2 separate regions of the Homo sapiens genome follow, and region 2 is linked to region 1. Evidence: chromatin loops called from intact Hi-C (ENCODE). Cell type or tissue: PC-9. All regions are shown on one strand. Each heading gives the region's core, and the rest is flanking DNA. Links, peaks and the distances in the headings are about the cores only.

Evidence for each region. Hi-C counts contacts between places; a loop is a spot of excess contacts. Peaks named below come from ENCODE experiments on the same cell type or tissue, not always from the same donor. Only the 100,000 strongest peaks of a DNase experiment are listed, where the experiment ranks them.
Region 2: a loop joins it to region 1, with 13 times the contacts of the local background. A loop is called at or near these places in 3 of 110 quality-filtered maps.

What each region holds. Positions count from the first base shown.
Region 1 is chr11:26,655,111-26,663,452 of GRCh38, reverse strand. It overlaps ANO3 (anoctamin 3), which reads right to left. Exons shown (of 27, transcript NM_031418.4): 25 at 7,248-7,328; 26 at 6,972-7,077; 27 at 164-3,191. The coding sequence ends at 3,009. Among named protein-coding and RNA genes, the nearest start is that of SLC5A12, 63 kb to the left of the region's middle. In PC-9, for the core only: no CTCF peak of the experiment used is centred there; no DNase peak of the experiment used is centred there.
Region 2 is chr11:26,593,267-26,601,608 of GRCh38, reverse strand. It overlaps ANO3 (anoctamin 3), which reads right to left. Exons shown (of 27, transcript NM_031418.4): 15 at 3,162-3,244; 16 at 2,611-2,751; 17 at 1,895-2,059. It overlaps LOC107987160 (a long non-coding RNA gene), which reads left to right and starts at 4,435. Exons shown (of 2, transcript XR_001748157.2): 1 at 4,435-4,490. In PC-9, for the core only: no CTCF peak of the experiment used is centred there; a DNase peak (open chromatin) is centred at 2,018.

The DNA.
Region 1 (8,342 bases), core at 94-8,093:
AAAGTCAAACCTTTTTAAGAGTACGGTAATGGCCTGCAAGAATAAGAAGCTAGCCTTGTAGAGTTAAAGAATGAACAACACCCCCTCCCCATAGAAAACAAATTTCAATTTAATATTTAAAAAGCAAGCAGAATTAAACTTAACATGCAAATTATAGGGAAAATACCATATCAAATAATAATTTATTGAGTGAAAAAGTTTTCTATTCATTCCATCATACAATAGATTGTGCTAAGGATCATTTTGGAAGAATGTGCAGCATTCAGAAGTTGTATCTCATCATGCAGTCACTCAGCAGCATTTTATCTAAAAGTACGTGCACAGACTCAGACAATTACAAACTATTTCAGCCATGATCTATGGTGATTTTCCACACATTGTACAGTGAAAGCTCTTCAGCTTGGAACAACTTGTCAAGGCAGACTGCATGCACATATATATTAGTTATTTGCTTGAAAAGACAAGTTAGAATATGAAAATATATAAGCAGCATTCATGTAATACAGAATTCCTGAGAATAGTGTGTGCTATAAATCTTTGAGAAATAATTTGTATTCATATAAAAACCATGATATAAAACATTTCTCTCAACTAAAACAGAGTGATCTAAAACTAACACACTGCAAGGGGCTGTCAGTATTTACTGTCAACAGTGATGAAGGCATAACTAGATTCTATTGCACTGTTTTGCAAAATAAACATTTCAGACAATTTTTTCTTTTTCTGTTTTTCACATCTGTTTCAAAAGTATCAGAGAAGGCATTTTATAAATCAATGTATTACAATTTTTAAATTAAAATATTTTTCTCTTTTCATATTTTTCTTTCTAGTTGATCAATATGGTTTTAAACCCTAACGGGACTATATAAAAAGGAAAGGAAATACTTCTTAAGGATAGAGCTATCATTATTCTTTATACTACTGTCAGACAAATGTTGCTGTTCTGTGGCCCTAATTTGGAAAAGATGTTGGTTGATGTTATTATTAGGTAGAGAGAGTATTTATACTCAGGCAGGTGTATACATGTACCTAACAAAGAAAAAGAAATGCAGATGCTATAAAAATGGAGGAGTGTAAAAAACTCCCTTGTACTTAGTGGAATTAGTTGCTACGATTGCTACAAATAAGGAGGGGGGGGAGCATGAGAACCTCTCTGGAATCTGAATGGAAGAGTTTCACATAACAACGGCACTTGAGGGAAGTTCAGAGTCTGAGGCCCTTTGCTCAGAATCAGAGGACAAGGAGGAAAGTGAATATGCTTGACAAAAACAAACAATGAAACAGCTATCATCTATCCATGTTTCTTCTGGAGAGAAAGAAGGAAAAGCTAACAAAACATTTTCAGTGTTAATATTTAGAAAATAGTTTTCTAGTAAGAGAAACATAATCTTACTAGAGAAATACTGGCATATATATGTAGTAGCTTTATTTCCATTGTGTTTGATCTGGTCTTTTATATGTTAGAAATAATGGTGCTTTGCTTGATTGGACAAATAATAACAATCATAGTAACCATAAATATGTATGTGTGCATATGTGTGATTTCCTTGTTTTGCAAAGAAACGTCTTAATTTCTACCATACATTTACTTCAGCTCTTCTCTTTCTTCCTTTCCAACCTCCATAGCTTATGCCTCCTCTGAACTTTCTTGAGTGCCCCATCACTCCTGCCTCATCTGTCTGTGGAACAGACATACTCATAGATACAGAGTTGACGTTGAAATAGAAATTCCACAACAAAGCAAAATTATGTCTTTTGTGATTAATTTGACTTTGTTTCTAGAGCGTTGTTAAAAATAAACCAAAACAAAACTATGGAAGAAATAATAACATAAAACTCCCTTCAGTCATGAAAAAAGAAACTAAAACACAAATGTTTTTTCTTTTTTTAGCAAATAATATAGATTTATATTCATGCATTATTTTCATTAGTTCATGAGTAAGAGTGCACATTGTTGAAAAAGCGTAAGTGTTGCAGAGCATCTGGCCTCAGTTTTCCCGAATAAACATATTACAATAGCAAAAACTGGTGTCAGAGCTGCATAAACCACAATGTATACTACGTACTGTCAAGGTGCAAAGGGACAAGGAAAACCAACGTATTTACAGCATTTCAAGTTAATATTCCGTGAGAGTTGTAATAAATCATAGAGAAAAAATTAAATAAACTATAAAACAGCCTTCCACAATAAAGTATGGATTAGTTGTGTTCTAAACTATATAAGAATAGCCATTCATAGTTTATAAGTATGTGGCTTTATTGGCATTTAGTACAAAAAATTGCACTGCAACTGGCTCTGCCAGGGGTAAAAGAGACTTGAAGTAGCCAATGCAATGGAATATTATTTCAATGAATGCTGTTCTTTTTGGAATCTTAGATTTTTGGTTTGACTACTAAAGGTGATGTGCAACTCTTCAACTGCATAGTCAATGTAAAGCAGCATAAATCCCCTGTGGCACAGATCCATAATCTCAGCAAGAGACATGGGCAATTCCTACCAACCTGTAAACTGAAGGGATGTAGAGTTCTGGCAGCCAAGGCAAGGATTTGTTTAAGTCATTTCTTATAAGTATCTGAACTCAACCATACTTTCCAAAGTCAAATTAGTATGTGAGTGAAGACTGCATGATATTTTAAGCCATGCCTGGCTTGTGCACATTTACATGGAAATCTGTCTTTCAAAACCTCACCACCCTCTTTCCCATTACACTGCAGTTGATGGAAGGCAGAGTTCTCCAAGCATATATCTCCCTGAGACTGGTTCTGAGAATTACATCCTGGCTTCCTGCAATGTCAATCTAACCCTTTTTAAGGTCGTCAAGTCATTGTTTTCTTCCCTACAAGTCTGGATATTTCAAATCCCAGAGATGGCTGTGATACATTTCCAAGTAGCATATTATACATGTGGTTTGCCAAGTATGCCTTCCTCCTAGATTTCACCTAGCATTCAAAGTTGCCATCATTTCTTCCCATTAATGTTATCACCCCTAATGGGTAACAGGTGTCAACTAAGGCCATTCATGGTGAACAGGCTGACCACTTTTTCTCCGTTGTTGTTGCAAATGTTCCAGTTCAGCCTCATACATCATTTCTTGAACTAAGTACTTCTCTCGTCGTATTCGGTCATGTAGACCCTTTGGTACGTCTGGAATCAGGTATGCGATGAATGACTTAATCCCAAAAACAAGGTGCTGCAAATTTAAATGTGAAAAGGACAGTTTTCAAAGATTCTGAAATGCTAATTATAAAACAGTACAACAATGAACAATGTTGCATTTGCCTTGAATCAAGCATCAGAACTTAGTATGTACCATTTAGAATATTAATATTTTCAAAAATTATATTGAAAACACTACTGTTGCTTTCTTCCTTAAGTATTAGGACAAAACAAAGAATTACTTCCTCTTATTGCTGCAACATGTTGATATCACTTTATAAGCACTGAATAAATCTTAAATTCACTCCTATAAAATCTTTACATATTATGAAATATTATTACGACATGAATTGTTACACACAGATGAGAAAGATCATATCCAGGGAGAACCCATGTCCAATAGATCATAACACATATCATGTAAACCACATAGAATGCAGTCTGCCTGTTATGCTAGCATTAGACTCAAACTCAGAAAATGCATTTTTCATGTCTATTAAGTTCATATATCATCATAGCTGCTTTAAATATTTTTACCTTTATTACATAATAATTCTATGATAAAAAACATATTACTTTTATTTTATTATTACTTCTTTGAGACAGCATCTCATTCTTTTGCCCAGGATGGAGTGCAGTGGCATATACACAGCTGACTCCAGCCTCCATCTCCTGGGCTTAAGCAATCCTCCTGCCTCAGACTCCCAAGTAGCTGGGAGTACAGTTGCCTGCCACTACACCTGGATAATTTTTTTTAAAAAATTTGTAGATATGAGGTCTCACCACATTGCCTAGACTGGCCTCGAGCTCCTGGGCTCAAGTTATTCTCCCACCTTGGCCTCCCAAAGTGCTGGGATTACAGGTGGGAGACACTGCTCCTGGCCGATATTTTGAAAAATGAACTGACAAAAGTAATGCATTAAAAAAAAAAAGCAGGAATAAAACTCAAAGGTAGTATGTCTGTGGTAGGAAGTATACATGTTGAATGAGGCTGCTTGAATCTGAATCCTATGCTTATTAGCTGTTTTAACCTCAGGCAAATCACCTATATTCTGTGTTATATCCCTAAAGTGGTGATAATAGTAGTACTTCTTAAAGGTTGGCATAAGTATTAAATGAATATATATACACATACACACACAAATACACATACACAATATACATATACATGTTTGTGTATGTGTGTATATATATATGTGTGTGTGTGTGTGTGTGTATGGCTCAAGGATTGCTTGTCATAGTGTGAGCCCTGCTTAAATATTACCTCCTGTTATTATAAATGCATCCTGTTTTTCCTATGAAGAAGAGTAGATATTTCAATTTCTCAGAAAGGAAAAAACATGATACTAATAGAGTTAGCATAACCTGTGGAAAATAATACATTCCTAATGGATTCTTAGTAGATAATAGTCTATGAAGAATTCAAGGTACTTTAACTGGGCTTATTATATGTGTCCCAAGAGACTGTACTGCAAAGTAGATCATAATAAGGAAGGTCATATTTTTCCATATAAAAGCAAATAATCAGAAGTTTCTTTCTTGATAAAATGTTTGATATTCACAGAAATATCCAGGAATGTGCCTCAAGGGTATAGGAATAAAATTCAAAACATTTGCTATAATTAAATTAGTAGGGATATGCTTCAAGTCCCTGAGCAAAAAATAATTCAGTATAGCTTTTTTTTTGGACGGAGTTTCACTCTTGTTGCCCAGGCTACAGTGCAATGGTGTGATCTCAGCTCACCACAACCTCCGCCTCCTGGGTTCAAGTGATTATCCTGCCTCAACCTCCTGAGTAGCTGGGATTACAGGCATGCGCCACTGCACCCGGCTATTTTGTATTTTTAGTAGAGACGGGGTTTCTCCATGTTGCTCTTTGCTCTTGAACTCCTGACCTCAGGTGATCCACCTGCCTGGGCCTCCCAAAGTTCTGGGATTACAGGCGTGAGCCACCACACCTGGCCAAGTTAGTATAATTTTAATAACACTGACTATTAGAACTTAATGCAGAAGTATTTTATAATTAAAAAGTTTATTCAACTCATTCTAAATGGTGCTCTAAGGGGAAAATATTTAATACAATAAAAGATAGTCTCTTCAATAAATGGTGGAGGGAAAATTGGATATCTATGTGCACGAGAATGAAACTAGACCCCTATCTCTTACCAAATGGATTAAAGACAAGTGTAAGTCCTGAAACTATGAAACCACTAGAAGAAAAACACTGGGGAAATGCTTTAGGACATAGACCTGGGCAGAGATTTTTTTGGGGTAAGAACTCAAAAGCATGGGCAATAAAATCAAAAATAGACAAATGGGATCATATCGAGCTAAAAAGTTCCTGCATGGCAAATAAAAAACATCTACAGAGTGAATAGACAACTGATAGAATGGGGAAAATATTTCCAAACTATCCACCTGACAAAGGATTAATACATTTGATGAAATATCATACGGAAGACAGAAAAAATGTTCTAAACGTGGATCAATCTCATGGCTAGCTCTCTATATATCTAAAAACAGTAAAATGGGGAAGGCACAAAATAAGTTTCATGAAACAATACCATTGAAGTAATTTTGAAAAAGAACACTCAAATTAATACTATGTATTTTTTTTGTAAACAAACACATGTGCAAGTAAATATGTGGAAGAATTTATACGGATGAAAAGGGAGTGGATGTTTTTGGAATGGGTGGGTAATGGAATTAGCAGTGGTGAAAGAAGAAGAAAAAAATAGTGAGGAAATTACATGGATCAATGATGACAGTTTGCTTTGAATCCATGCACTCTATTAACTTTGTTCATTTGAGCTCCAAAATAAGATGGGGGGAGAAGTGTAAATAAAAACACAACAGAAGTTTTTTTAATCACCGGGTTGGAAATATGCCTTAACTCTTATATTAGACACTCTCACTTCATCAGGAGACATGTATATAGGTGCAAAGTCGTTAAATAACAGAATTTCAGTCCTCGATGATACCCTTAGGGGTAAGCATTTCATTTTAAAGATGAAGGATACTTCACTAAAAAATTTGAAGTACTTTTTGGAGATCAGTTGAGAGGTGTATTACCTTTAAAAATATTTGTTCCAAAAGTCTTAGTCATAGCTACCTTTTCTCTGAATTAATTGGTGTGGCCATATAAAACAGATTCATTTAAAGTCTTTTTATTGACCTTAGTGGTACCTCAGAGAGTAGATACTCAATATATCCCAGTGCTAAATTATTCACTGTATTGAAATAATTGTATGCTAAACAAGGCAATAATACAATAGCTTCTGCCAAATTTCTTCACAGGATTACAATCAGATATTATTGTATGGATCTGATAATCAAAGTCTCTGAATTTTTAAATAAAATGTTCTCAAGCACAATTTATTGAACCATCCAGTGTTGCTTACACAAATATATAAGTGATCAACTGTAATTGGAATTGATTGTTCAGAAAATCAGTTTTTTCCATCCCAATGAATCGATATGGATTCTTTTATTGGATGATGAAAATCATCCTTTCCTTTTTAAACTTGGTTACTAAAAGGCTCAAAAGTAGGAGGCTCAAAAGTTTTCAGCTCAACTGTGCAGTAGCTTTTTTATTAACGCTGATTTCCTGGTATTTAAATTAATGTACACTCTTACATTATTCAGCTCTTGCTTTTCTGTACTTGTAATAATGCTTTCATTGTATTAAAGCCTTTTACGGGACCTACTTAAGTGTTTTTATGGAAGTCTGAGGAACTGATTTCAAAGAGGCAACTGATAAATCATTTAGAAAAGCATTTATCTATAGTAATTTTCATCTCAGCTTGTGACTAACCTCAAACACAATAATGAAGGCCAATCTAGCAGCAAGGATATGCCAGTATTGTAAAGTAAACTCATAGGGTTTGGAACTCCAGGGCGGGCCTCTGTAGTCTCTGTACCTGAAATCCACAAAAACAAAGAGAATGACAAATAGAGATCAAAGAGTGGAGGCCCAAATTTTCTTGATTTGCCAAAATGCCAAAATAACAGTTTAAATGTCCTCATTAACATGCAGGGGGGAGTACTTGGAATGGTGAAAGCAAGCAGGAAAGATAACTATTATAAGTACCTGCAATAACCAGATTTTCCCATACCAAGCTCACTCAGGTCAAAGAAGGATAGGCTATTGTTGACATATCCCTTCAAGCAACTGGGAGAAAAGAAAAATATCATGTGATTCAAAGATTCATACGTTTCTAGCCTAATTATTTTATTACAAATGCCAGGATTTTACAAATGTATTATTCTTTCCATTCTAATGATAAACTTTTAGCAACCAAGCTCTTTTATTCCATTCCCTAACTCTCATAATTGTACCTTAATGAGACAGATTCCTGCCCTGCCGTTTTCTCCCAATAATTCCTATCTTGCCTTTTCATCTGGTTTATGTTTATTAAGTAGTTACTACACACTAGATATTTTGCTAATTACTTTCTATGCATTAAAACTCTATAAAATATGTTTTATAAATATGCATGCACATAATATTATTCAATTATAATTAAGTAGTTAATAAACATTGCTTATTTTTTACTTAACTTATTAAACATATATATTTATTCAAGACCTATGATTTGCTGGAAAAATTATCGATGCTTGATACTTAACAGTGAACAAAACAGGCAAAAACCCCTATCCCTGTGTAGCTTACATTCTAGCAGGGTGGGAGAGGGGAGAGAGATGCACACAATAAACATAATTAATAAGTAGATTGTATAGAATGTTAAAATGCAGTAAGTGCTATGAAAATAAAAATGAAGTAATTCTTCCAGATGGGATATTGTTAAGTCAGCATTCCTACGGTAACAAAAATCAAGTTTTTAAAGACATTGAAGATGTATGGAAACAAGAACTACATGAATGTTCCAGAGAGAGAAAAGTCCTTCCTAGGGAAATTGGCAATCACCTATTCTTTCCCTTTCCTGGAGGCATTCATTTGTCAAATCTGGGTGAATACTAAGAATTAGGCTCAGCAAGTCAGAGTGTCTCTACCAAGGGCAATAGAAACCAATGAATTTTACCAATTGCATGGGGCTGATGTGACAGATGGGAAGGTACAGAAGCCCCAAATGCCTGGATGTTTTCTCATGAGATATTTGCTAAGTTCTTGGGCAGCCTGGAAAGCTGGGGGTGGGAGTGATTTGATTTTCAAAAGGCAGAATGA
Region 2 (8,342 bases), core at 171-8,170, 62 kb after region 1:
TGCACAACCTATACTATCTTATATATACTACCATATAGGTTTCCTACTTCTAAAAGTGTATTTTTTTTCAATGTTTATTATACACTTTAAATTATGAGTCAAGAGCATAAATTATTTTATGGCTCGTTTAGAGATAATGTAAACAGTATTCACTTTCTACAAACTAAACTGGACCCGAGCAAAGCAAACTCCAGTAGAATATGTTAACTATTGTCCTCATAATAATGAGTACTCATTTATAACTGTGACTGTTCACTTTTCTCTTAAGATCTTCTCTGATTATTGTTTTAAAGTTAAATAGCAAATGGTCTCAACTCCCTCCAGGCTAAACAAGTAACATGAGTATCAATCACATTTGGAACCAAATGCATATTATCTATCTATAATACCAACCTTATTACTTATGTATGGCTCAGCTATATCATATAAATTATCTCATGATGTAAATATACTAACATTAACACTTACTATATGCAGGTTATTTAAGCTCTTTGAATCTCAGTTTCATTATTTACATAATGAAGGATAAATTGACTTTGTGGAGCTGTTGGAAGAATTAAAGATATTATCCTTAATGTGCCAATAGGTGCCTTCTATTTTCAGAGGAAATTGGTTCCCATTGATAGACCTGATTGAAGAGGTAGGCCTATGCATACTCTTGTCCCATTAACCATGGATATTTGGTCCACAAGTCATTAAGTGCATGCGATGTTGAAACAAAAAGGTGCTTTCTTTGAGTAACTAGCACATAAAAATACTGGATGATTTAAGTTAAATAAGCAGTTGAAACATGAGGAACATGGTCATAGAGAGAGTCAAAGAATAAAGGCGTAGCAATGCCACAGCATGCCAGACTATGACAAAATGGTATAGTTAGGCAAAAAACAGTTATCTTCCTGATAGAATAGAGCAGGCATGCAAAGAGAAGCAATGGGAAAAGGAGAGAAAGGAAAGAAGGTAGAAAGGGAGGGAGGGAAGGAGGGAGGGGGAGTGAGAAGAAGGAATGGAGGGAGAGGAAGGAAGGGAGGGAGAGGAAGTGAGAGAGGGAGGGATTAAGGGAGAGAGAGAAGAGGAGAAGGAAGGAGAGGAGAGATGGGAAGAGGATGAGAGGAGGGGAGGGGAAGAGGGGAGGGGAGGGGAGGAGGAAAGGAGAAGGGAGGGGAGGAGAGGGGAGGGGAGAGGAGGAGAGGAGGGCAGGGGAAGGGAGGTGGGGAGGAGAGGAGAGGGGAGAGAAGAGGGGAGAGGAGAGGAGAGGGGAGAGGAAAGGAGAGGGGAGAGAAGACGGGAGGGGAGAGGAGAGGAGAGGGGAGGAAAGGGGAGAGGGGAAGGGGAGGGGAGAGGAGAGGAGAGGAGAGGAGAGGAGAGGAAAGGAGACGAGAGAAGAGGGAAGAAGACAAGGGAGAGAGAAACAGTAGTTCCAGAGAAAGAAAACTGGAATAATTGCCTTACTGTTTTTCATTTCACATGAAGACTAGTAGATAACAATACTTCGCTTTCAAAAAGATTTTCCCATATCTTTCCAACAAGTTTTCCCATAAAATGGAGTTTATTGGGATGATTTTAAAGCCCAAACAATTCTTTATTTGTTTGAAAAGTGCATGGCACCATCTCTAGCACACACGAGATACTAACTGAATGGAAGCTATCACTAATCAGATTATAAACCCAAAATGCAGGGAAGATAATACAATTAGCATTTATTTTAATTTCAAAAATCTATCATCTAAACTACAAAGATGAAATCTTTTCTGTTAAACTGAATTGTCATTGACAGAAATGTGGCTTGGTCTTATTTTGGCTCCATGTAAATACATTTCAAATATAAAGGAAACATAGACCTCTCCCCTTTCCACCCCTTTTTTGTCTACTGAAGAATAACATTATAGACACTTACAAGATTCAGCAACATAATGATTATGAAATTGATACAGACAGCAGCAGCAGATGTTGCAAACTGCCAGTATTGTTTGATGAAATTCCACTTGAATGATGCAAACTGTTCCATGACAACCAGGCGGTACACCACAACTCCAAACACTGCAGTGATCACCAAGGATATCTACAATATTGGACACCAGAAAAAACATCCATATTTTACATCATTAACAAGTCAAAAGCAAAACCGTAGATCAAATCTACTGTCCCCAAGAATTGAAGGTATTTACCTTTCCAAGAAAGGATATCTAGATTTAATTTTCTCCTTTAAGGAAGTTATATTCTAGTCAAAACAAATAGGACAAAATTTGTTGTTTTAGTATGATAACAAAGTTATCACACTAACATGCAAATTCTTCCCAACGTCCTCTTAAATGGAATGCTCATTTTTAACACAAGATGTCTAATCCATCAGGTCAACTGATATAATTTCCATTTTATCTTAGATGGTCTCTGTTTCTCCCAAAGAGTATTTTCTTTAAAAAGGTGCACAAACTGCCTTTGTAAAATCTCCATAACCTGTTGTGATTTGTTTGTTTAATTGTACGTGTTACCAAGTTGTTGGAAAGAATAAGGTTTCTGACATTCTCAACGTCACAAAATGAGTTGGTATCATTGAACTTACTTCTAAATTTAGAATCCCAAAACATTTTGATATCGATGCCTATACTTTACCATGAAGAATATTCCTGAGACAGAAACAAGAAGACGAGTGACTTTGTCTGAGGAAGGCTGATGTGGTTCAGGTTTTCCCGTGATGGGATTTACAATCTCCATCTTGTAATACTTGGCTTCAAACTGGGGACGAAGTGTTTCCTATGAGAGAAACGAAAGTTATCTAAATATCAAAGCCATAAACTAAAAAAACATACCCCCAAGAATTGATACGATACTCCTAAATTTGGCCTACTTTTGTATTAAGTCTTCACAATAAAGCAACCTTTTAAAAATAACATCAAATTACCTTCCAAATAAATCCCGAGCAGTATTGAAATTAGCATAATTTTCCACTAATGTAATTTAAAGAAACATCACAGAAGTGGTTTGAAAAATACATACTTCATTGATCTCTATTATCTTCATAAAATAATAAATCTTTTTAGTAGGAAAGATCAAGGGAAAAATCTAATGGTGGTTAACTGCTTCCAGCCGGAATGCTAGGGCAGTAATTTTCCATATCCTGTAATAGCCCAGTTTCCCTATTTCCTTGTATCCTAACATCTTACCTCCTCTTCTTCCCATTCGATAAGGTCCCAAGTATAGGTCAGTATACTCCTTCTCCTTTTCCAAAACTCCAGGAAGACTGTGGCTATAAAATATAAAAATGATAATTCTTTACCCAAATCACATCATATTGCTTTTCTTCTTTATATTGAGATATCTTATCTCATAATTAAAATTAAATTATGAAAATAATAAATTAAAATTTTATTTTTCCCTTTTCCTCTTCTCCCTGTGTTTATACATCATTAATTAGTGTATCTATTAGCATACACTGCTAGAGGGGTGTGATTTCTTTTACTGGAACCAAGAAGCAGGGACTTTTTGTCAGCACAGCTCATCAAAATGATGCAATCAATATTACTGAGCTAAATATTGACCATTTTGACCTGCATATGCTTATTCAAAATTATCTAAAGACTCAAATAAAGCCTTCTCCAAGAATCACAATAAAGGCCAAATGCTACTCGTCCAGAGCTTACAGAGAGATGGTGTAGGAGAGAGAACAAAAGAACAAACTCTCGTGGTGAAGGAGAAGAAAAGAAAGACAAGAGAAGAAACTCCCAAATTCATATTCTGGGTGGACTCTACATGGACTGAAAAGGACTCAGTGGAAAAAGTAAAGAAATTCCTGAACTGTCAGCTTTCCCGTTTAAACAGTTAAGAAAACGATTGCTGTTTTATTTTTTTTCTAGACGGGCTCTATCTTACACCATTCAAGACTTTGTGGACACAACTAAGAACTCACATATATGTTTTAGAAATCTGTGGTACTGGGGCAACCCTCTTTGGGTCCCCTCCCATTGTATGAGAGCTCTGTTTTCACTCTATTAAATCTTGCAACTGCACACTCTTCTGGTCCGTGTTTGTTACGGCTCGAGCTGAGCTTTTGCTTGCTGTCCACCACTGCTGTTTGCCACTGTCACAGACCCACCGCTGACTTCAACCCCTCCAGATCCGGCAGGGTGTCCACTGTGCTCCTGATTCAGCGAGGCGCCCATTGCCGCTCTGGATCCAGCTAGAGGCTTGCCGTTGTTCCTGCACGGCTAAGTGCCCAGGTTCGTCCTAATCCAGCTGAACACTAGTCACTGGGTTCCATGGTTCCTTCTGTGACCCATGGCTTCTAATAGAGCTATATCACTCATCGCATGGCCCAAGGTTCCATTCCTTGGAATCCGTGAGGCCAAGAACCCCAGGTCAGAGAACAAAAGGCTTGCTGCCATCTTGGGAGCAGCCCGCCCCATCTTGGGAGTGGCCTGCCACCATCTTGGGAACTCTAAGAACAAAGACCCGCCGGTAACATTTGGTGGCCCGTACGGCGCTTCTCCAAAGCGGTGAGTAATACTGAACCACTTTCACTTGCTATTCTGTCCTATCCTTCCTTAGAATTGGAGGAAAATAACCGGGCACCCATCAGCCAGTTAAAAACGATTAGCGTGGCTGCTGGACTCAGGTGTGAGGTTTCCTGGGAAAAAGCTTTCTAACAACCCCCAACCCTTCTGTGTTGGGAGCTTTGTTCTGCCTGGAACCAGCTTCTGCTTTCACAATTTTCCTAGGGAAGCCGAGGGTCGGCTAGAGGCAGAAAGCTGTCGTCCTGAACTCCTGGCATTGGCCGGTGGAGATCATTGCACAGCCAGAAGTCTCTACTCAACAGTTGCCCATGTGTGTGCCCCTACCTCTCCTTCTGACCCATATCTCCTGGGTCCTAACCATGACTTTCTTGAAAGTGTAGCCCCAAAATTCTCCTTACCTCTGAATCTACTTCCTCTGATCCCTGCCTCCTAGGTACTAATGCTTCAGACTTTCACTTCCGTTCCCAAGTATTAGAGCAGGTTGTATCTCCAAAGGGATCTAAGGAAGCTCTACGCTGTGTCCTTAAGCACCTAGGCAATGAACCCAGGGAGTCTTGGCCCTGGTGACTCTCCCAATTCAGGCATACAGCTCTCGACATGGGCAGTTATGTGGGACCCGTTCCCCACCACCCTTGCCAGGGCCTTAGAATTGATAACCCAGTACTTTAACAACTGGAACTGGGTCTACAACAACATAATAGATCAGGTTGAAAATGAATTGAGTAAATTAAAGGGAGGCACATATTCCTATAGTGGCAAATGGGGGCAACAAGCGAATGTCCTTCCACTATGTTTCCAAAATCCTTCTACAGAGGCAGAGAGGAGAAAGAGAGAGGCAGAGAGGGAGAGAGAGAGGAAGAAACAGAGACAAAAGATGAGTCAAACAGAGAGAGACAGAAAGTCAAAGAAGAAAGAGAGAAAGAGAAAGATAGAAATAGTAAAGGAAAAACAGTGTGCCCTATTCCTTTAAAAGCCAGGGTAAATTTAAAACCTGTAATTGATAATTGAAGGTCTTCTCCGTGACCCTATAACACTCCAATATTACCTTGTTGTCAATGTAAACAAGGGCATAGCCCAAAACACTGAGACCACTGACAACCCATAGCCTTCCTATCAAAAATTCTTAACTCAGTAACCCGCGAATGGCCCAAATGCATTCAATTGGTAGCGGCAACTGTCTTGCTAACAGAAGAAAGTAGAAAAATAACCTTTAGAGGAAACCTCATTGTGAGCACACCTCACCAGTTCAGAGCTATCCTAAATCAAAAAAAGCAAAAAAGTAGCTTACTAACTCAAAAATCTTAAAGTATGCGGCTATTCTGTTAGAAAAAGGTGATTTAACACTAACCACTGAAAATTCTCTTAACCCAGCAGATTTCCTAACAGGGGATTTCAATCTTAATTACCATACAAAGTCCGATCAGACCTAGGAGGAACTCCCTTCAGGACGACAGATGGTTCCTCCCGGGTGATTGAGAAAAAACCACAATGGGTATTCAGTAATTGATAGGGAGACTCTTGTGGAAGCAGAGTTAGGAGAATTGCCTAATAATTGGTCTGCTCAAACGTGTGAGCTGTTTGCACTCAGCCAAGCCTTAAAGTACTTACAGAATAAAAAAAAAAAAAAAAAAAAAAAAAAACAACTCTATCTCAATACTGAGTCAAAAGTTTACCTACACCCTCTCCAAAACGAATTCGCATAAGAACTGTTGTTTATGGGAATGAATCTGGATGGGGCAGCTGGGTTGTTTGAAGTACTCAGGAATCCAGCCCAGCTCTAGGACTCACCCCTGAGCCAAAGGCAATGTTGGGCATGCTGGTAAAGGACCACTAGAATCCAGCAGCCTGGACCCCTTTCTTTGTGGTCAAGAAAGGCAGGAAAAAGGGTGCAGGACTGCTACACTGGTGAGTGTAACTAATCCGATAAGCAGAGGTCCATGGTTGGTTACACACCCTGGAAAGGAATAAGCATTAACACCATAGAGGACGCTCTAGGACTAAAGCTCATTGGAAAATGACTGGGGATCCTGGCATCCCTATGTTCTTTTTTCAGATGGGAAACATTCCCCCCAAGGCAAAAATGCCCCTAAGATGTATTCTGGAGAATTGGGACCAATTTGACCCTCATACGCTAAGAAAGAAACAACTTATATTCTTCTGCAGTCCCGCCAGGCCACAATATACTCTTCAAGGGGGAGAAACCTGGCCCCCTGAGGGAAGTATATATTATAACATCATCTTACAGCTAGATCTCCTTTGTAGAAAGGAGGGCAAATAGAGTGAAGTGCCATATGTGCAAACTTTCTTTTCATTAAGAGAAAACTCTCAATTATGTAAAAAGTGTAATTTATGCCCTACAGGAAGCCCTCAGAGTCTACCTCCCTGCCCTGGTGTTCTCCCAGCTCCTTCCCCAACTAATAAAGACCCCCCTTCAACCCAAACAGTCCAAAAAGAGATAGACAAAGGGGTAAACAATGAACCCAAGAGTGCCAGTATTACCCGATTACGCCCCCTCCAAGTGGTGGGAGGAGGAGAATTTGGCCCAGTCAGAGTGCATGTACCTTTTTCCCTCTCAGACTTGAAGCAAATTAAAATAGACCTAGGTGAATTCTCAGATAACCTTGATGGCTATATTGATGTTTTACAAGGGTTAGGACAATCCTTTGATCTGACATGGAGAGATATAATGTTACTGCTAAATCAGGCACTAACTCCAAATGAGAGAAGTGCCGCCATAGCTGCAGCCCGAGAGTTTGGTGATCTCTGGCGTCTCAGTCAGTTCAATGATAGGATGACAACAGAGGAAAGAGAATGATTCCCCACAGGCCAGCAGGCAGTTCCCAGTGTAGACCCTCATTGGGACGCAAAATCAGAAGATGGAGATTGGTGCCGCAGACATTTGCTAACTTGCATGCTAGAAGGACTAAGGAAAACTAGGAAGAAGACTTTGAATTATTCAATGATGTCCACTATAACACAGGGAAAGGAAGAAAATCCTACTGCCTTCCTGGAGAGACTAAGGGAGGCATTGGGGAAGCATACCTCTCTGTCACCTGACTCTATTGACGGCCAGGTAATCTTAAAGGATAAGCTTATCACTCAGTCAGCTGCAGACATTAGAAAAAAACTTCAAAAGTCCGCCTTAGGCCCCGAGCAAAACTTAGAAACCCTATTTAACTTGGTAACCTTGGTTTTTTATAATAGAGATCAGGAAGAGCAGGCGGAACGGGACGAACAGGATAAAAAGAAGGCCACCGCTTTAGTCATGGCCCTCGGCAAGCGGACTTTGGAGGCTCTGGAACAGGGAAAGGCTGGGCAAATCACATGCCTAATAGGGCTTGCTTCCACTGCGGCCTACACGGACACTTTAAAAAAGATTGTCCAAATAGAAATAAGCCACCTCCTTGTCCATGCCCCTTATGTGAAGGGAATCACTGGAAGGCCCACTTCCCCAGGGAATGAAGGTCCTCTGGGTCAGAAGCCACTAACCAGATGATCCAGCAGCAGGACTGAGGGTGCCCAGGGCAAGCGCCAGCCCATGCCATCACCCTCACAGAGCCCCGGGTATGCTTGACCATTGAGGGCCAGGAGTTTAACTGTCCCCAGGACACTGGCGCGGCCTTCTTAGTCTTACTGTCCTGCCCCGGACATCTGTCCTCCAGATCTGTCACTATCCAAGGGGTCCTAGGACAGGCAATCACTAGATACTTCTCCCAGACACTAAGTTGTGACTGGGGAACTTTACTCTTTTCACATGCCTTTCTAATTATGCCTGAAAGCCCCACTCCTTTGTTAGAGAGAGACATCCTAGCAAAAGCAGGGGCCATTATACAC